4 separate regions of the Homo sapiens genome follow, and all the other regions are linked to region 4. A link is a loop called in an ENCODE intact Hi-C map of the cell type or tissue named here. Cell type or tissue: PC-3. All regions are shown on one strand. Region 1 overlaps MAP4 (microtubule associated protein 4). Region 2 overlaps MAP4 (microtubule associated protein 4). Region 3 holds the start of MIR1226 (microRNA 1226). Region 4 has its middle 37 kb from the start of CDC25A.

The links. A loop is a pair of places that touch in the nucleus more often than their neighbours do. Peaks named below come from ENCODE experiments on the same cell type or tissue, not always from the same donor. Only the 100,000 strongest peaks of a DNase experiment are listed, where the experiment ranks them.
Region 1: it touches region 4 in a loop (5-fold over the local background); 11 of 110 quality-filtered maps call a loop at or near these places.
Region 2: a loop joins it to region 4, with 8 times the contacts of the local background. A loop is called at or near these places in 5 of 110 quality-filtered maps.
Region 3: it touches region 4 in a loop (5-fold over the local background); 26 of 110 quality-filtered maps call a loop at or near these places.

The regions. Positions count from the first base shown.
Region 1 is chr3:47,864,432-47,869,431 of GRCh38, forward strand. It overlaps MAP4 (microtubule associated protein 4), which reads right to left. Exons shown (of 21, transcript NM_001385682.1): 16 at 4,783-4,896; 17 at 2,815-2,907. Among named protein-coding and RNA genes, the nearest start is that of MIR1226, 17 kb to the left of the region's middle. In PC-3, no CTCF peak of the experiment used is centred here; no DNase peak of the experiment used is centred here.
Region 2 is chr3:48,010,806-48,015,805 of GRCh38, forward strand. The region is part of intron 1 of MAP4 (microtubule associated protein 4); the gene reads right to left. Among named protein-coding and RNA genes, the nearest start is that of MAP4, 3.1 kb to the right of the region's middle. In PC-3, no CTCF peak of the experiment used is centred here; a DNase peak (open chromatin) is centred at 2,676.
Region 3 is chr3:47,847,264-47,852,263 of GRCh38, forward strand. DHX30 (DExH-box helicase 30) reads left to right here. Exons shown (of 22, transcript NM_138615.3): 12 at 10-85; 13 at 169-273; 14 at 518-693; 15 at 917-1,123; 16 at 1,206-1,287; 17 at 1,361-1,554; 18 at 1,657-1,816; 19 at 1,929-2,086; 20 at 2,188-2,291; 21 at 2,367-2,506; 22 at 2,604-2,930. The coding sequence ends at 2,857. MAP4 (microtubule associated protein 4) reads right to left here. Exons shown (of 21, transcript NM_001385682.1): 21 at 3,432-5,000. It overlaps MIR1226 (microRNA 1226), which reads left to right and starts at 2,292; the gene lies at 2,292-2,366. RefSeq lists a silencer at 1-9 and an enhancer at 4,996-5,000. In PC-3, CTCF peaks have their summits at 239, 2,967 and 3,167; no DNase peak of the experiment used is centred here.
Region 4 is chr3:48,148,690-48,153,689 of GRCh38, forward strand. No RefSeq gene overlaps it. Among named protein-coding and RNA genes, the nearest start is that of CDC25A, 37 kb to the right of the region's middle. In PC-3, a CTCF peak has its summit at 3,006 (motif pointing left); DNase peaks (open chromatin) are centred at 2,592 and 2,992; H3K4me3 peaks cover 684 bases; H3K27ac peaks cover 1,896 bases.

The DNA of each region.
Region 1 (5,000 bases), 280 kb before region 4:
TTTGGGAGGCCGAGGCGGGCGGATCATGAGGTCAGGAGATGGAGACCATTCTGGCTAACATGGTGAAACCCCGTCTCTACTAAAAAATATAAAAAATTAGCTGGGCATTGTGGCGGGCGCCTGTAGTCCCAGCTACTCGGGAGGCTGAAGCAGGAGAATAGCATCAATCCGGGAGGCGGAGCTTGCAGTGAGCCGAGATCGCACCACTGCACTCCAGCCTTGGTGACAGATCGAGACTCCGTCTCAAAAATAAAATAATAACATAACATAACATAAAATACAAAAATTAGCTAGGCATGGTGGCAGGTGCCTGTAATCCCAGCTACTCGGGAAGCTGACGAAGGAGAATCGCTTGAACCTGGGAGGCAGAGGTTGCAGTGAGCCGAGATTACGCCACTGCACTCCAGGCTGGGCGACAGAGCAAGACTTTTTTTTGTAGAGACGGGGGTCTTACTATGGTGCCCAGCTGGGGGGCTCATCATTTTAAACTGCACATTTCCTTGTGGTGGCTTTAGGGAGGGACTGACAGAGATTATGGAAGGAAACAAAGCACCTGGGTCCAGCTGTGGTCAGCTGTTGTTTATCCTCATCTTCCCACCAGGAAAGATGGCTCACAGTAGTCTCCCTAATTCTCTGTTTAAGGAAGCCTCCTAAAGTGAAAAGGCTTTAAAAATACATTCACCCTCAAAACAACAAAACAAAACAAAAAACCCTACACATGTGAGGTCATGTGTAGGCAGTGTGGAAAGATCACAGCAGGTGATACATTAATGATGACTATTTTCAGAGCTCTTATATGCACCACACAACACACACAAATATATCTCTATGTCTCACCTACACAAGTGACCCAGTTCCCTCAGAACCCCTGTTCACCTTCTGTTTTCATCCAGGACAAAGCCAGGCTCAGCAGCTGCCTGGGCCCCTCGTGGGCTGGATCTTTGTCACCTCACTTCAGCTGATCCTATTCCAGGCTGACTAATTAGTCTGGTCAAGCAATTCCACCCGAGTGTAAAGGATGCCATTTCTACCCAGGCCAGGAAGAGGCAGTGGTGAGAAGATGACCAGGAAGGAGGGGCAGGAAGGAGTTGTGTGGGGCAAGAATGAAAGCTCATGGCCGCATTCCTCATGATACAACTGCTGGGGGTATCTGTAGGCCATGGGCAGGATGTCATGATCACCAAGGAGGAGGCAGGAGTGTTAACAGAGTCTAAAAATGATAAGGGTAAGTGGAGCAGGACCTAGTCCGGTTCAGGACAGTAAGGAGAAAGAACCGAATGAACTCAAAAGAAACGGAGGCAAGACAGGCTGTCTCACTTGGCCTGGAAGGGAGCGGTGAGGGCAGGGGCTGTACATGGCGGCTTCTGGTGCCTCTGGCACAACTCCACAGAGTACCACTTTTCTAGGCACTGTCACAGTGACAAGCGGAAAGCACACAGGGTGTTCTTCACACACTCGACGATAGTAAGACTTCGCCCTGTCTCTCCCTAGACCAGAACCTCCCTGTGAGCTGGGATCACCTGTGTCCCTAATACACATCATAGAGCTGGCACACAATGGCAGCAAGACAAAAAGAAGGATGTTTGGGTGGAAGAGGAAAGAGGACAAAAAGATAAGGAGGGAAAGTCTGGGCGCAGTGGCTCACACCTGTAATCCCAGCACTTTGGGAGGCCAAGGCGGGCAGATCACAAGGTCAGGAGTTCAAGGCCAGCCTGGCCAGCATGATGAAACCCCGTCTCTACTAAAAATACAAAAATTAGCTGGGCGTGGTGGCGCATGCCTGTAGCCCCAGCTACTTGGGAGGCTGAGGCAGGAGAATTGACTGACCCTGGTAGGTGGAGGTTGCAGTGAGCTGAGATCACACCACTGCACGCCAGCCTGGGCAACAGAGTGAACTCTGTATCAAAACAAAAACAAAACAAACAAACAAACAAACAAACAAACAAAAAAACAGGAAAAGGGACTAAAAAAGGAGGGGAAGAAAAAGGAGGAAGGGATTAGAAAATGGACAAAAAAAAGGAGAGCAGAAAGGGAAATGGGAGGGCCGGGCGCAGTGTTTCATGCCTGTAATCCCAGCACTTTGGCAGGCCAAAGTGGGTGGATCATGAGGTCAGGAGTTCAAGACCAGCCTGGCCAACATAGTGAAATCCCGTCTCTACTAAAAATACAAAAATTAGCCGGGCATGGTGGCGAGTACCTGCAGTCCCGGCTACTCGGGAGGCTGAGGCAGGAGAATAGCTTGAACCTGGGAGGTGGTGGTTGCAGTGAGCTGAGATCACACCACTGCACTCTAGCTTGGGCAACAAAGTGAGACTTCATCTCAAAAAAACGTGGGGAAGGGATAGGAAGAAAATGTTGATTAATTCTTATTTTATAATAACAAGGATTCAAAGATGAGCTCTGGAAAGATCCATCCAGACATCTGTCTCAGAGAAGTTACTTCCACGGTAATTCAAGGGCATGCAGACCGACATACACATCCCAGGAACGGACTCCAGACAGGCAACAGGTCTGCTGCTGACCACTGTGCTCAGACCCAGGCTCTGACATAGCTGGAGAAAAATCCAAAGCCTCCCACCCATATGGGTAAAAAGATACTGAGTGGATATCACCATGCTGGTGTTTAGGGGCTCACCAGAAACACCCTGTCTAACATGGGAGCATCAAGGTCCCCTCACTTTGCTAGTCTGCTTCTTACAGAACGCTACAGCTCAGGTCACTGGGATTCTATCTACATGGGCACCTGGCTCTCTCCCTAGTATACCCCACAGTGGGCTATATCTCAGATGCCAGCTAACCAGAGCTTATACTTACATTACCACCTCCAGGGACATGCTTAATATTGTCCTTGGAACCACACTTGGACTGAATATGGCTGTAGCTCACTTTTTTGGAGACTATCTGGACCTGGAGTGTTAGAAAATAGAAAAAACAACACAAAGGGAGAGGACTGGTTAGAACCGACACAGGGAAGGCAGTGAGTCCACACGTGATCACAATGACCAACAAAAAGTGTTGTTAAACCTCCACCCCCACCTTCTACAGAACAGATGTGGAAAAGCACAGGAAAAGAAATGTGAAAGAGCAAGAAGGGGAGTGAAAAACGTGAACAGACAACACAACGACAGGAGCAGAGCTGCGCAGGCACTGCATGTTGGTCATCACCGCTCCTTTGGGGGCGGGGTTGTGGTTCACAAGGCCCAGGCAGCAGCCTAACCTGATGCCCAACCAGGCACAGCCCTACCTCCTTGCTCTGCTCCCTCCTCAAGAGCTGGGCACAGTGTCCTTGGCTCTTCTCTGCAAGTCTTATCATGTGGACCTGTTCTCACCCAAAGAGGGTGCTTCCCTTAAATCTGGGCCCTGGAATGGCTGCAGCCAGACCCACTCTCAGAAGCAAAGGCTGCTCTGAGAAGCACTGGGCAGCTGGCAACAAGGGCACGGATGATACTAACAGGAAGGAGGGGCCAGTGCTCAGATGTGCATACAAATGGATACAGAATCTCCAACACCAGGGGAGCGGCTACAGCCTCCACACTTAGCCCATTTGTCTCAGGGCTCGAGAAGGCATAGTATTTTTGACTCAAGGGTAAAATACCTTCTTGAATCCTCCATATGCCTAATCCTCTGCCCTGTGAGATGCCCATGCGGAAAGAACAGGCTCTAAGCAGGGCAGCAAGGACGCCCAATCCTGGGGGCACAACCACACTGTATAGTACGGGAATGGCTTCCCCTGGAACTGAGAAACACCAAGGCCCTGGCTCTAAGAGTCTGGAACAAAGAATCCTAGGACCTTCTCAAGAAGGAATAGTTGCCAACTTCCTTTCTTTGCAAATGATGCAGGTCCCAGGCTGAAGAGTTCTCCACAGAGTACAGAAATCCTGAGAAACTCCAACCCATATACCTCATTGTACCTACTCATTTCTAGCCTTTTTCACAACTTTGATGGTAACCAAGTGGTTAGCAAACTACTTAATGAGCCTTGGTCTGAACCTAGGACCTCTAGTAGTCACCCAGAAGCCACGGTGCAGCTTTCTTCACTGTAGGAATGCCCTAGGCTGAGACTTCCCATGCTGGTCCCTAAGGGCTGGAGTGCGGGCTTCTCTGGCAGAGGCACACCTACCTGCTACAGCTAAGGAAGGTAGGTGTTGCAAGCACTCAGGAGGGGCCTGGTTTCCAGGTTTACAGAGGCAAGGGGAAAGAACCTGTGGTTTCAGCTTACCTCTGCCCTCCAGTTGATGCTGCATACCTATACTAAGTGGGTTTCCATTGGGAATGAGCATCCTAACTTTCAGTTAAGAGGTGACCCGGGGAACCAGGACAAATGAAGTTATCTCCATACCCAGCAGCGTTATGAGAGGGATCTTCTACTTCAAGGTAAAGCACAGGGGCTCCAGGGTTCCAGGTGGTGGAAATTACCCCTGCCATGTCTTCTTGATAACGAATGTGGGTGCACTGTATTTGCATCCATACCAGGTAGGTTTCACATCAAGGTCAGTGTGAAGGAAATGAATGAAAGTCTTTGGATCCATTTTATCCAGCCAAAAATTATACACATATGTATTCTCCAAAGGGCTAATGGGCTCCCAACTCTATTAACTTTCAAGGTTAATACAAAAAATTTTCTGATGGCCGAGTCATCAAGCACAGAGAAGGGAATATAGGGGAGAAGAAGTAGAAACTAGTTAGGGAAAGGGAAAAAGTGCAAGAGAGGGCATGTGGCTCAGGCTGGAAGAAGTATTTTACCATCTTCACCTTGCAGAGGTGGGTCTAAATAAAACTCACTTTCCCCGCAGGTTGTTTCTGTGCACTTGCAATTGGGCCGGCTGTTTTAGTGACTGCATTAGATTCAGGCTTTCGGGTTGTAGCAGCTGCCTCTGTTTTTTTCTCTACTTTGGCCTGGATGGAGATAAAGGGAGGGCAAATTTCAAACCAAGAGGATAAGAGCTCAAAAGCCAAGAAGGGAAGAAGGCTGTAGGGGACTCAAATCCAGGTCAGGCCAC
Region 2 (5,000 bases), 140 kb before region 4:
AGAGATGGGCCTAGCCTCCCAGCCTATATCTTTCTCCCGTGCTGGATGCTTCCTGCCCTCGAACATCGGACTCCAAGTTCTTCATTTTGGGGACTCGGATTGGCTCTCCTTGCTTCTCAGCTTGCAGACAGCCTACTGTGGGACCTTGTGATCACGTAAATCAATACTTAATAAACTCTCCTTTGGAGATATATCCTATTAGTTCTGTCCCTCTAAGAGAATCCTGACTAAAACAAGTAGTGTGGGGCTCGTGACAAAAACTGATAGCTTTGCTGCCAAAGGGGCTCCTGTGGCATGACAGAGCTGTTGTCCACAGCAAATGCCATCTCACACTACTGGAATTATAAATTCCACTATTTGAATAACCACTGCCGAATTCAGGATTTAGCAGCTTTTCTGAAGGAACCATAAATAGGAATTCAATGGTTCCTATAGTAGGAACTGGACTTGGTAATCCCAGCCTGTAATCTCCCAGCACTTTGGGAGGCCAAGGCGGGTGGATCACTTGAAGCCAGGAGATTGAGACCAGCCTGGCCAACACAGTAAAACCCTATCTCTACTAAAAATACAAAAACAGAATAACTAGCTGGGCACTGATTTTTATTATTTAGATGGTATGCACCTGTAATCCCAGCTACTCAGGAGGCTGAGGCAGGAAAATTGCTTGAACCCAGGAGGTGGAGGCTGCAGTGAGCCAAGATCACGCCACTGCACTCCAGCCTACGTAACAGAGCAAGACTCCGTCTCAAAAAAAAAAAAAAAAGTTCCTATAGTAGTAGTGGCACACCTGTGACCCATTTACAACAGACGAATGTGGGTGGGAAGCCCTATTCTATGCTCGTCCAGCCTACTTTACATATAAAGTATTATTGTAACTCCAGATCATGACAGGGAAAATGCTGAGAAATGAGTTCATTAAAGAGCTTTTAAAAGCCTAACAGATTATAATGTCAAAGGGTTCCATGAAAAGCAACTATTCAGTTGCTTTTACTATTCGGTTATGCCATTTCCCTATTCTATCTCTGACAACTATTATTAGTAGTTATCCTTTGGGAGCTGTTATGAACCAAAAACTAAAAAGGACGTCTGTAACTAGTTTTGATAGAGGCAAGAGGCAAACAAATGTCTAGGCAGACAGGGGCGGGTCCTCAGTGAAACCCGAACTTTAATCCGGAAACTGTCCTGGGTAAATCCTGAGATCGGATTAAGAACCTGCCTTCCCGTTTGGCATGATTGATCCCCATCCTTCACCTATTTAACCTGTACCTACCCTTTCCTAATTGGTTTTCTACACTGTCCTGCCCACCTTGGAGTGGTGTCTTCGCTTTGACCTTTTTTGCATACTCACAAACCAATGACCACACACTCCCATTCTGAACCAATAAAGAGCCCCAGGCTCAGCCATATTACGGAACTTTCCTGTCTTCAGGTAGTAGAACCACCTACCATGTTCTCTCTTTTTGCTAAGAGCTTTCCTTTCGATTAATAGATTCTACTCCACTCACTCTTTGATGTCCACGTGCCTAATTCTTCCGCTCCTGAGATAAGAACCTGGACCTAGTTGAGCTAAGGAGCAAAAATCCTGCATCAGTTTCATGGTCAAAGAGAACTTAAAAGGACATCTGTGCCATCCTTAACAACATACCATAAAAATCCAAAATTTAATTTTCCCCAGAAATACATAATGACATAAGATGCAATCTACTCAAATCTTTTCCTCATTTAAGGCACAGGGTAAAAATACAGTCAAAAACACCAATACATTTTAAATATCATTTATCAGAATGCAGATTATCAAAGGGCAGCTTTTATCCATTGTAATCTTTCCCCTATCCAACCCTCAGCACCCCCACCCCGCCCCCAGCCACACACTCTCAGATGACTTCCTGGGCTGCATGTGGTTCATGGAATATGAACAGTAGCTGAAATTCAGCCTAAGAGGGTAAAACTGATAGAAAATTATACAATTGGAAAGTGGGAAGGTCATGAAGCTATGAGCACATCTAGCTAGCCACTTAGCATCTGTATTTCATCAACAGTTAAGCTATTCTTTACTTGTCACCACATAAATAGAATATGATTTTAAAATACACACACACACCCCCTTATGGAAAATGATCCTAGAAAGGTAATGCTAGTGTCATCTTTCAAGTTAAAGTACTGTTGTTTTTTTTTTCCCAGAAATCCCCAGTTTTCAATAAATTAAAGCGATTATCCAATTTTATAGTTATTTTATTCTGAAACATGTATAAGTACAATACACTCTTTAAATGCTCTATAGATGTTAAACTGGTTCAAGTATTCCAAAATTAATTTTAATAAATTCATGTATGAATTTCATCTCACACAGAATCACTTGAAGTTACTTACTATTCGGTTATGCCTTAAATGCTTAGTTACATATTTTATGGATAAAAGGATATGACACTATTATTTTCAAATCTGGATGTTCAGGAGGATCAAAAAATGAACCCTTGTGAATGAGAAGCATTTACTCTAAAAAAAAAACCTCTCACTGACCAATTGACCATTTATACTATTCCTCTTCTATCCATACAGATAATAAAGTTAACTTTAAATAGATTTGTGAGTAAGAGTCAAGAGAATTTGAAAGCTGGGTACAGAAGTCTGTATGCTTTACTGAAGCACCAGTTTAATCTGACACTCACTGTGGCCTTGAATGAGTCACCTTTCAGGGCTGAGTTCTCTAATCTGTAAAATGAGAGTGTTATGTTAAATGTTTACTGAGGTTGATTATTCTATCAGCTACTTGTAATTCAGCTGCATCATTTCAGTTAGCTATAAATAAACCCCCTAAGACCCTCAGTGTGAATATGAACAACTATCATTTCATATTATTTCATATATCAAGTATTCTCATTTATAATTGGGTTGAGGTTTATTAAAAAAAAAAAAAAAAGCTTTTTGGCAAAGGGAGGGACTGAAAACAAATTCACCACTGCATGGTGCCCTGCTTGAGCCAATCTGACTGGAGCTTAAGAAACTCCACCCAGTTCTGGCTAACATCAAAGGAGACTCAACACCACTCTGCCAGAAAATAAGCCCTGTATTATCTAACCAGGCACTAAGGGAACACACAGTTTTCAAGCACAGCACTTTGTATATCTGATCTTTCATTCTGATGACATGCCTGAAGTGAAACTATTAGTGAGCCGGGTTTTTTAAAATAGGTAAACTAAGGCAAGAGGCAACTACATGGCATGATGATAAAATACTCTCTTGACTACAATCTCACTATTAAGAGCTAGGTGCTCATAAACAGGAAATAAGGATATATGATGAGGCCACAGTACTTTGTTGTATGCTTTACTTTGGATAGTTCACAAACTCTGGAATTAATTACTGTACTAAAAATATTTTACAGGTCTATACAGATTAAACAGTGTTAATATCTAACTTAATTACACAGAAGTTCTGAAGAACCTTTTAAGCTCCATGAAGTCCTCCTGAAAATTTTAGGTCATTCGCATCTAGAGCCACTCACTCGGGGTCTGTGCTCATTCTGTCTGATGAGAAATTGGCAATCTGGTTTACCAATGGCCTGTTGCTGTCTCTGTCCTCTTCTATTCACCCCTTGAAAGGTGCTACTATGGGAGCTAAAATGCAGGGAAAAAACTCATGAAAAGCTAGAACAGAGCTTGGGCAAAATGGCAAAACCCCATCTCTACAAAAACATGTAAAAATTAGCCAGGCATGGTGGCACATGCCTGTAGTCCCTGCTACTCAGGAGGCTGAGGTGGGAGGACTGATTGAGCCCAGGAGGTTGAGGCTGCAGTGAGCCACTATTGCACCACTGCACTCCGGCGTGGGCAACAGAGTGAAACCCTGACTCAAAAAAAAAAAGCAAGAACAGAAGCCTGATTCCCACCATCATACTCACTTTTCCTAACCACTGTGTTAGGAAACCTTCATTTTACTGTGTCACATTAGCCAAATTTCTACCGACATTCATTTGCAGTAGCCAGCATTCTCTTTTTAAAAGTATAGAATCCTATTTCTTAATTTAAAAGTGGGTAAGAAAATGTACATCCCTGGAAAGACCATTGTTCATCCCAGAGATGGTTCTATTGAAGATGTCTGAGTTCTTGGTTCTGGTGTGAAAAAGGAAGAAAAATATTATGGCAACATGGGAACTTTCAGGGAATAAAGCAGATATAGATATGGTATCAAAGTAGGGAAAGGGTATACAGGCCCAGGAGCCCTAGGAGGCAAAAGAAAGGGAGTTAATACCATGCCAAAGACAAGCTTGCTATCTTTCAAAATATCGCCTCCTGTCAGTTTCAGCAGAAAGAAATAAACTTTCTTCTCAGTGACCTAGGCTACTTTGAGGCAAATCATTTTGAGTTCCAAACAACCCATTTAATAAACTTTAAATAATTATTACTAAAGGTAGGATACTGCTTATAATGCTCACTTATATTTTCTCTATAACTGATAGCCTGTCCTTTTTGGGTGGGTGGGGGCGGGGGCGGTTATGGACAAGACAAGGAACCATAAAGATATCTGGGTTAATGTTTTCTTTTATACGTTTGTTTTTGCATGACATTTAAATGACAGAGAATTCTAAAGCCAACACTAAGCTGCTATCCTAGGACATTAGTGAGAATGCTGTGGCCAAAATATAGTGCTCATTCCTCAGGCTTGAAAGGAACCCCACGTCGCCAGTGTGGGAGATCATTTATAATCTTGATGGATACAGGTATAGCCTGCTTCATAATAATTTAATATTCAACATCAGATTTTTTTTTAGTATGCCTAGCAGGTTTTTAGTTACTAATTAACTTTATTACCCAGATTTGTTTCTTACTGAACTTCTTTCAGAGGCCTGTTATACATCAAGCTGAACTTTGTCTGGCAGCTGTGCTGTTTTTAATTTATTTAACCACAAAACCTTGATTTATACTTTCAAGCAAAATGATATTTTACTTAAAAATAAATCTTTAGCAAGGATGTCTACAGGAATCAACTACCAACTTACA
Region 3 (5,000 bases), 300 kb before region 4:
CCACCCCAGTCTGAGGATGAATGCGCACTCGATTTGGACCTTGTGACTGATCTGGTTCTGCACATCGATGCTCGCGGGGAACCAGGTGGGTGCCTCCCCATCTGTCCCATGCTAGCCCTGGCCACGTTTGCAGCAACAGCTGGCTCATGCCCCAGGGCTCCTTTACAGGTGGGATCCTGTGCTTCCTGCCTGGGTGGCAGGAGATCAAAGGAGTGCAGCAGCGCCTCCAGGAGGCCCTGGGCATGCACGAGAGCAAGTACCTCATCCTGCCAGGTGAGAGCCCCGGCGGAGGGACCAGGGACCTTTGGAAACCAGCCTGACCTCTGTCCTAGGGACTGACCCAACTGGGACTCCAGGGGCCCCGGTTTCTGACCAAGCTGTGGCACTTTTCACTGGGCATAGTGTTTATCTGCGCCTGTTTCATCAAAATGGGGTCAAAATCCTTGCCCTGCCCACATTCCAGGGGGGAATTCTGGTGGAAGCAGTGCCCATAACTGGTGTGTGTCTTGCCCACCAGTGCACTCCAACATCCCCATGATGGATCAGAAGGCCATATTCCAGCAGCCTCCAGTTGGGGTGCGCAAGATTGTCTTGGCCACCAACATTGCTGAGACTTCCATCACAATCAATGACATCGTGCATGTGGTGGACAGTGGGCTGCACAAGGAAGAACGCTATGACCTGAAGACCAAGGTGGCACCTACCTCCTGGGCCCGGCCAACCACTGGGGGAGGGACTCCGTTTTGAGGTGGTCCCCAGCCCAGATCTACCTTAGACCTGCTTTGTGTGTCTTCAGAAGGCCGCGCTTGTGGGGTCTCAGTGTTCCTGATGTAGGGGGCTGGTGAGGGTTACTCAGGGAGTGGGGAAGCACTGAGGAAGTGGCATTTGTGTGCTGCTTACTTGCCACCTCCTCCAGGTGTCCTGCCTGGAGACAGTGTGGGTATCAAGAGCCAATGTGATCCAGCGCCGGGGCCGGGCGGGCCGCTGCCAGTCCGGCTTTGCCTACCACTTGTTCCCTCGAAGCCGGCTGGAGAAAATGGTCCCTTTCCAAGTGCCAGAGATCCTGCGCACACCTCTTGAGAACCTGGTGCTGCAAGCGAAAATCCACATGCCTGAGAAGACGGTGCGGCGGGGCGGGGCAGGGGCTGGCCTGGGGACCAGGCAGGTGGGAGGCAGGCTCATGGCGGGCTCTGGCTCTGTCATAGGCGGTGGAGTTCCTGTCCAAGGCTGTGGACAGTCCAAACATCAAGGCAGTGGACGAGGCTGTGATCTTGCTCCAGGAGATCGGTATGTAGGGGCTGGGCTGGGCTGGGCTGGGGAGTGGCTCTCGAGGGTGGTACTGACAGCTGAGCCGTTGCAGGGGTGCTGGACCAGCGGGAGTACCTGACTACCCTGGGGCAGCGCCTGGCTCACATCTCCACCGACCCCCGGTTGGCCAAGGCCATTGTGTTGGCTGCCATCTTCCGTTGCCTGCACCCACTACTGGTGGTCGTTTCCTGCCTCACCCGGGACCCCTTCAGCAGCAGCCTACAGAACCGGGCAGAGGTGGACAAGGTCAGTCCTGGCTCCTTCCTGGAGCCGTCCACCCACTGCTGTTCTGAGGGGGCGTTGTCTAGCCCCTGCCTGTGATCCGGCTGCCCTCTTCTCCCCTCCCAGGTGAAAGCACTGTTGAGCCATGACAGCGGCAGTGACCACCTGGCCTTTGTGCGGGCTGTCGCCGGCTGGGAGGAGGTGCTGCGTTGGCAGGACCGCAGCTCCCGGGAGAATTACCTGGAGGAAAACCTGCTGTACGCACCCAGCCTGCGCTTCATCCACGGTCAGTCGGGCCCACACCTGCTCTCCTGAGCCCCTCCCACCCCCACTGAGTTTCTGTCACCTCCAGCCTGTGGCTAGGGGCTGTAGGTCCACCACACATTCTGTCTCCCTAGGACTCATCAAGCAGTTCTCAGAGAACATTTATGAGGCCTTCCTGGTGGGGAAGCCCTCGGACTGCACCCTGGCCTCCGCCCAGTGCAACGAGTACAGTGAGGAGGAGGAGCTGGTGAAGGGCGTGCTGATGGCCGGCCTCTACCCCAACCTCATCCAGGTGCTGCCTCTGGGAGGGAATGGAGTTCACCAGGTCCCAGCCTCCTTCCCTGTCTGCAGCTCCTTGCTCAGCCCCACCCGTCTTTTCCTCCATCCCTGCAGGTGAGGCAGGGCAAGGTCACCCGGCAGGGGAAGTTCAAGCCCAACAGCGTCACATATAGGACCAAATCAGGCAACATCCTGCTGCACAAGTCGACCATTAACAGGTGAGGGCATGCAGGCCTGGATGGGGCAGCTGGGATGGTCCAAAAGGGTGGCCTCACCAGCCCTGTGTTCCCTAGGGAGGCCACACGGTTACGGAGCCGATGGCTGACGTATTTCATGGCAGTCAAGTCCAATGGCAGCGTCTTCGTCCGGGACTCCTCTCAGGTGCACCCGCTAGCTGTGCTGCTGCTGACCGACGGGGACGTGCACATCCGTGGTGGGTGCCTGCAGGCCTCCCGCCCACCCCGCTCTGCAGCTGCTCCTCCGGGGCCTGGCCTCACCACAGTTCCCCACCATCTTTTCCATTCCCTCAGATGACGGGCGCCGGGCCACCATCTCACTGAGCGACAGTGACCTGCTGCGGCTGGAGGGTGACTCGCGTACCGTGCGGCTGCTGAAGGAGCTGCGGCGGGCCCTGGGCCGCATGGTGGAGCGGAGCCTGCGCAGCGAGCTGGCTGCACTTCCCCCCAGCGTACAGGAGGAGCACGGGCAGCTGCTTGCGCTACTGGCAGAGCTGCTGCGAGGACCCTGTGGCAGCTTTGATGTGCGCAAGACAGCTGACGACTGAGCCCTGCTTCTGCTGGGGCTGTGTACAGAGTGCAAATGTTTATTTAAAATAAAGTTCTATTTATCCCTTGTGACCACTGCTGTCCACTAGGGGCTCCTCTCTCAGGGCCTCCATACACTGGGCCACGGTTCCCCAAAGAGGAAGGAGGAAGGTAGGTAGAGAAGAGAGTGAGATGCTTATTGCTGGGGAACGGGCTGGCTGTGGCCCCAAGTCTTTTAAGAGAGAAGGGGGTTGGAACCTCCTCCCTTCACCAAGAAAGAGCATGAAGCAGCGGTGCTGTTAACCACCCCAGTCCCCTGGCACAGCTGCTGCTCTCGGTACCCACCACAGGAAGCCTGTCAGAACTGTCACTGTCCTTGTAGTTTTGGACAGTAAGTAAGCAAGTAAGTGTCAAGTAGCCCTTTATCAGGCAGACTAGGGGAGAGTTCCACAGGTAGCCAAGGCGCAGGGCTATGTGGCACAGTGGTCCTTCCCGTGTCCACATCCACAAGTTCACAGCTGAGGGGCTGAGCTGAGGGCAGGAAGATCCAGGGAGGTGGTAGATGCAAAACGAGACAGAAGCACGAAGCCTGCGTGATGGGACATCAGGCAGCTTTATTTATTTACTCTTAAAACTGTTACAACAGAATCATGGACTGACACAGGTAATGGCTGAGCCATAAGCAAATCGAGAAGTACAGAAATGTCCCACCCCAAACAGCTGCGGAGTACACATCACACAGGGCCTCTGGTCCCGGCCTTCTCAGGTGCTCTGGAGTGGAGGATCCTTTGAGGGAACTCTGACCACTCCTGTTGTCTACCTAGAGAGCACGCCACTTGGGCCACCTACCCCCAACCTTTGGCCAAAGGAGTGAAAGGACCTGGAACCTGTCGTCAACCTCAGCATCCTCATGACCCCAGGACAGACGCAGTGGAGGCAGCAGGTACTCTGGGCCTGTGCTGTTGCCCCTGAGGTGTCTCCTGACTACGCAACCCTGTTTCCTTCCCACTTTCATCCCAGCAGGCCCTTTCTTCCTGCTGACAAAACACTGGCTCCCTCATGTTCTTGGCACAGCAGAAGTGTTCTGCACATGGTCTCTACGGAGGAAAGCTGGTCCCCCTGGCCCAGGCAGCACTTCCTCCGTGAGCCCCTGCAGTTTCCTGGTGTGTGCTTGGGGAGCTAGGGACATGGTGTCAAACCTCCACAAGGCACTGCTACCTCAGAAAGGGGGAGGACCTGTCAGGCCCAGGACAGCCTCCCTGCACATGGAGATCAAATCTAAACTTAGGTCAAGACCCCTACCTTCTCCAGGGATGCCAGGACCAGAGAAGGGCAGAGGTCAGGAGGGGGCATGAGGAGGCCAAGTCTGGGGCAGCCTCCTCAGAGGCAAATCTACACTGCAGCCAATCCCCCTCCAGAGAAGCCCTTGGAATCTCCCAGGCCATTTCACTACAAACTTATGTTTGAATCCTTTATTAGAAACCATGCAAACTTTAATACAAAAAATACAAGTGCAATAAGAATCTTTGTGTCAATACAGTTCCCGGGATTTCTCCTCACTGCAGCCATCCCAAGGCCTAGCTGGGATGCCCTCTGTGGGCCTTGCCTCTCCTCCCTCCCCTCTCCAGTCAGGGCATAAGGGAAGCAGATAGCCTTAGTCTCATGCCTTTTATTTTTAAATTTCCAGACCTGATTTCCTACTATCTGCATGAGGCTCCCTTGGACATGAGGGCTTACATGTCCTAGGGTGTGGGTGCCGGCCTGAAGGAATTCCATCTCCTGGCCCTTTCTTGTTCTCCAGCCCTGGCTTTTTATCCTAGGGCTGACCACCAGATCCCAGGGAATGGGACAGAGATGCCAAAACCAGCCTCTTGGTTAGAAAAGAAAAGCAGCATACACACAACAAAATGGCAAAACCAACCAGTCCACGCTCCAAGGGCCCCTTGTGTGCCTGACCGGCTCACCAGCCACAGCCTCTGCACCCCTCTTCCCTGCCGCACCGCCTCCAGGGCCCTAAGCTGCCCACATCCTCCAGCGGGGGTGGCATAAGGATATCTCCGCCCTGTTCCCTCTAACACTTACTGAGGACTTTCATGTAGACATGGCTTCAACCTGCAGAACTATTTTGCCAGTTTTTAGGTTATTAGAAAAAAATAAAAGGAC
Region 4 (5,000 bases):
GCACTCCAGCCTGGGCAATAGAGTGAGACTCCGTCTCAGAAAAACAAAAACAAAAACAAAAATTGCCTTTCTCCTATTCTTTCTTTTCTTTCCTTCTGGGACTCAAATTTGATATAGTTAGATTTTCTCAGGATGTTCTGTCTCTTTCCACCTATTTCATGGTTTCCTAAGTGTCATAAGTATGTATCTCATTCCATTCCAAATAATCTTCTAACACCACATTTCTCCAGCATATTAGCTCTCTCTCCAGTTGGATTTAATAATTCTTTTTTTTTTTTTTTTTTTTTTTGAGATGGAGTTTCACTCCTGTTGCCCAGGCTGGAGTGCAGTGGTGTGATCTTGGCTCACCACAACCTCTGCCTCCCAGGTTCAAGCAATTCTCCTGCCTCAGCCTCCTGAGTAGCTGGGATTACAGGCACGTGCCACCAAACCCGGCTAATTTTTGTATTTTTAGTAGAGACAGGGATTCTCCATGTTGGTCAGGTTGGTCTCAAACTCCCGACCTCAGGTGATCCGCCCGTCTCGGCCTCCCAAAGTGCTAGGATTACAGGTGTGAGCCACCGTGCCTGGCCCAGTTGGATCTAATTCTAAACTGTAGTTTATCCCATCGAGTTTTACATTCCTTTTTTCCATACGGAATCTCACTCTGTCGCCCAAGCTGGAGTGCAGTGGCGCGATCTCAGCTCACTGCAACCTCTGCTTCCCAGGTTCAAGTGATTCTCCTGCCTCAGCCTTCCAAGTAGCTGGGATTACAGGCCCCTGCCACCACGCCTGGCTAGTTTTTGTATTTTTAGTAGAGAAAGGGTTTCGTTGTGTTGGCCAGGCTTTTTTTGTTTTGTTTTGTTTTTTGAGACAAAGTGTTGCTCTTGTCGCCCAGGCTGGAGTGCAATGGCGCAATCTCAGCTCACTGCAACCTGCCCCTCCCAGGTTCAAGCAATTCTCCTACCTCAGCCTCCCGAGTAGCTGGGATTACAGGCGCCTGCCATCACGCCTGGCTAAATTTTTGTATTTTTAGTGGAGACAGGGTTTTGCCATGTTGGCGAGGCTGGTCTCGAACTCCTGACCTCAGGCGATCCGCCCACCTCGGCCTCCTAAAGTGCTAGGATTACAGGCATGAGCCACCACGTCCGGTCTATTTTTATTTTTATTTTTGAGATGGAGTCTTGCTCTGTTGCCTAGGCTGGAGTGCCGTGGTGCGAACTCCGCTCACTGCAACCTCCGCCTCCTGGGTCAAGTGATTCTCCTTCTCAGCCTCCCAAGTAGCTGGGATTATAGGCACCTGCCAGCATGCCCTGCTAAATTTTTGTATTTTTAGTGGTGACAGGGTTTCGCTATGTTGGCCAGGCTGGTGTCGAACTCCTGACCTCAGGTCTCCCAAGTGCTGGGATTATAGGCATGAGCCACCGCACCCGGCCTATTTATTTATTTTTATTTTTATTTTTATTTTCGAGACTGGGTCTCACTCTGTCACCCAGGTTGTAGTACAGTGGCACAATCTCGGCTCTCTGCCACCTCCACCTCCCAGACTCAAGCAATCCTCTCACCTCAGCCTCTGGAGTAACTGGGACTACAGGCACACACCACCACACCTGGCTAATTTTTTGTATTTTTTTGTAGAGACAGGTTTTCGCCATGTTGCCTAGGCTGGTCTTGAACTCCTGAGCTCAAGCGATCCATTCACCTAGGCCTCCCAAAGTGCCGGGATTACAGGTGTGAGCCACTGCACCCAGCCGGACAATTATATTATTTATGTTTACAAGAATGAATCAGAGGGCAGATGCATTGGCTCATTCCTATAATCTCGGCACTTTGGGAGGCTGAGGTGGGAGGATCACTTGAGGCCAGGAGATTGAGACCTGTCTGGGCAACATAGGGAGATCTTTGTCTCTACAAAAAAAATTTTAAAAAAACATTAGCTGGGTGTGATGGTGTGCATCTATAGTCCCAGCTACTCAGAGCGAAACCCTATTCCCCATCCCCAACCCTCCTAAAAAGAATAAGTCTGTGGAAGGCTGGGAGCAGTGGCTCATGCCTGTAATCCCAGCACTTTGGGAGGCTGAGGCAGGCGGATCACCTGAGGTCAGGAGTTTGAGACCAGCCTGGACAACATGGTGAAACCCCTGTCTCTACGAAAAATACAAAAATTAGCCAGGAGTGGTGGCAGGTGCCTATAATCCCAGCTACTCAGGAGGCTGAGGCAGGAGCATCGCTTGAACCTGGGAGGCGGAGGTTGTGGTGAGCCGAGATCCTGCTACTGCACTCCAGCCTGGGCAACAAGAGTGAGACTCTGTCTCCAAAAAAGAAAAAAGAGTTCTGTGGAAAAAGAAAGGCATTCCCTGCAGGTGTCAGCAAAGGTAAGGAGGTCCCAAAGAACAGGAATAGTGAGGAGTCCTTGGGGGAGGATGGGGAGGTTGCCCAAGCTCATCCTTTATACTTGAGACCTCTGGTCCAGAGAAGTGAAGTGTTCTGCTCAGTGTCACACCACTGGTCAGGGGCAGACCGGAATCAGAAAGTAGGCCTTATTTCTTCATCAGAGTCTAGGAAGCCGCCAGGGGAAAGAGGCTGTGCTTTAGAAGGTTAAGGCCTATGATCCACCCTGCGTCACCCAAAGTAAACTAGGAAGGAAGTGTAAATAAACCCCACAAAGATCGGACATTTTTCCATGATGACCACATTGATGCATTTATTAAAAATACAAAATGCTAATAATCCAAACCAGCCCTCTTCCCTTTTTTCCCCTTTGGGAGCCCTTGCACTGTGGTGCATGAAACACATGCTTGAACTAGGCCATTGGGAACTGCGGCTTGGACAAGGAACAGCCACAGCTTTTCCTGTACTCAGAGCAGGCAAAGTGCCATTAAATGCAGCTGGAAGCCAGGGCAGGGGAAGGGGTGGGAAGCTCCTGGAGAGCCCCCAGCTCCTCCCAGTTACTGACTGGCTCTGGAGGAGAGGAGCTAGAAGGCCGAGATACCTGAGGAGACAAACCTGGGGCACCACTGCCACCTGATGTCTTCCTATGGCCATTGCAGTGGTCACAGCCCCAAGCCCCGTGGCAGCCTGGCAGCAGAGTGAAACAAGAGGGCAAAGAAAGCCTATCGGTGGAAGTTTTTATTTACCCTTGACGGTGGGTACTCCCAGACAGTGGGTATGTCTGAAATACTTCATATTGAAGAAAGACATCCATATTGAAAAACTAAACAGAAAACATAAATGGAAAATGAATCAACATATACAAAGTAGCCACAGTATGGAGGTGCGGATTTGACTTTGCCTGCGGAAGAGCTGTCCTGCTCTGGCCAGCACTGGAAGGGACTCTGCCTCCTCTGTTCTGGGAGCGTGCAAGCAGGAACTCTGGACTGGGCTTTGCACAACTTCCAGGAGTCATTGCTTAGAAATCAGAATGACCAAGATCTTAAGGTCTTAGAATCATCTAGGTAATCCACCCCCATCCCAGCTGCCAGGTCACAGTCACACAGAGGCTGAGCACGCCCAATGCCATGCCCAATGCCACCCAGTCTTCCCCTGCTGCTGTTTCTGCCTCGCCTCCCTGTCCTTCCCCTACCCTACCCTAGCGTGGGCAGGCTTTGTGTCCCAAGGTCACCAGTGACATATGTCCCACCACAGGCAGCCGAGCTTAACCCTATCACTGAGACCTCCTTGTGGCTGCTCCCTACCCCTCCCTGCCTGGCTTCCTGGCATCCTGCCTCTAACCTCTCTCTCTGCTTCCCTGTCTTCTACATTGGTAGAACTGCCACTTGGATACGTGTGACAACTTGCTGTCACCAGCCTGGATATTTCTCTGGAGCACTCCTCACATTCAACACTTGACCACTCAGGCATCGGGACAGTCACTGCCCAGATCCCCCCGTCCACATAGGAGCTCAGCATGACAGCCCCTCTTTTTTATTTAATTTACTTATTTCAATTTTTATTTTTATAGAGAAGACGTCTTTCTATGTTGCCCAGGCTGGTCTCAAACTCGTGGCCTCAAGTGATCCACCCACGCTGGCCTCCCAAAGTGCTGGGATTACAGGCATGAGCCACTGCACCCGGCCCAGCCCCCTTTTAAAATGTTTTCTTTTGAAATAATTTAAAGCTTACAGAAAAGTTGCAAGAATAGTACAAAGAATTCCCTTATGCCCTTTGCCAAGAGTCATACATTTTAACGTTTTCAAATTTTGCTGCATTTGCTTTCTTCCCTTTGACTCTGTCTACTTCTCTCTCTTACACACACACACACACACACACTTAACCTGTAATATTTCAGTGTATTATTTCCTTAGAACAAGGATGTTCTCATACATAACTGCAGTATAATTATCAAATTCAGGAAACTTAACACTGAGTTACTAATTTTACCTGGTGGGTCACAGTAGCTCATGCCTGTAATCCCAGCACTTTGGGAGGCCGAGGTGGGTGGATCACGAGGTCAGGAGTTCGAGACCAGCCTGACCAAGATGGTGAAACCCCCATCTCTACTAAAAATTTAAAAATTAGCTGGGTGTGGTGGCGGGTACCTGTAGTCCCAGCTACTCAGGGGGCTGAGGGAGGAGAATGGCTTGAGCACAGGAGGCGGAGGTTGCAGTGAGCCAAGATCGTGCCACTGCAGTCCAGCCTGGCCAACAGAGCGAGTCTGTGTCTCAAAATAATAATAATAATAATAATTTTACCTAATTAAAGTTCATATTTCAATGTAGTCAAATGTTCCAAAAATGTCCTTTATAGTACTCTTTTTCGGTTTGGTCCAGGATCCCATCCAAGATCACACATTTCATTTAGTTGTCATGTCTCTTGAGTCTCCTTTAATCTGGAACGGTTCCTGGGCCTCTCTTTGGTCATGTATGACACTGATATTTATAAAATATGCAGGCCAGTAATTTTATAAATTTCAACTTAGGCTTTTTCAATATTTCCTTTCCTTGTGTATTTCTTTTTTTTTGAGACAGAGTTTCACTCTTGTTGCCCAGGCTGGAGTGCAACGGCGCATTCTCAGTTCACTG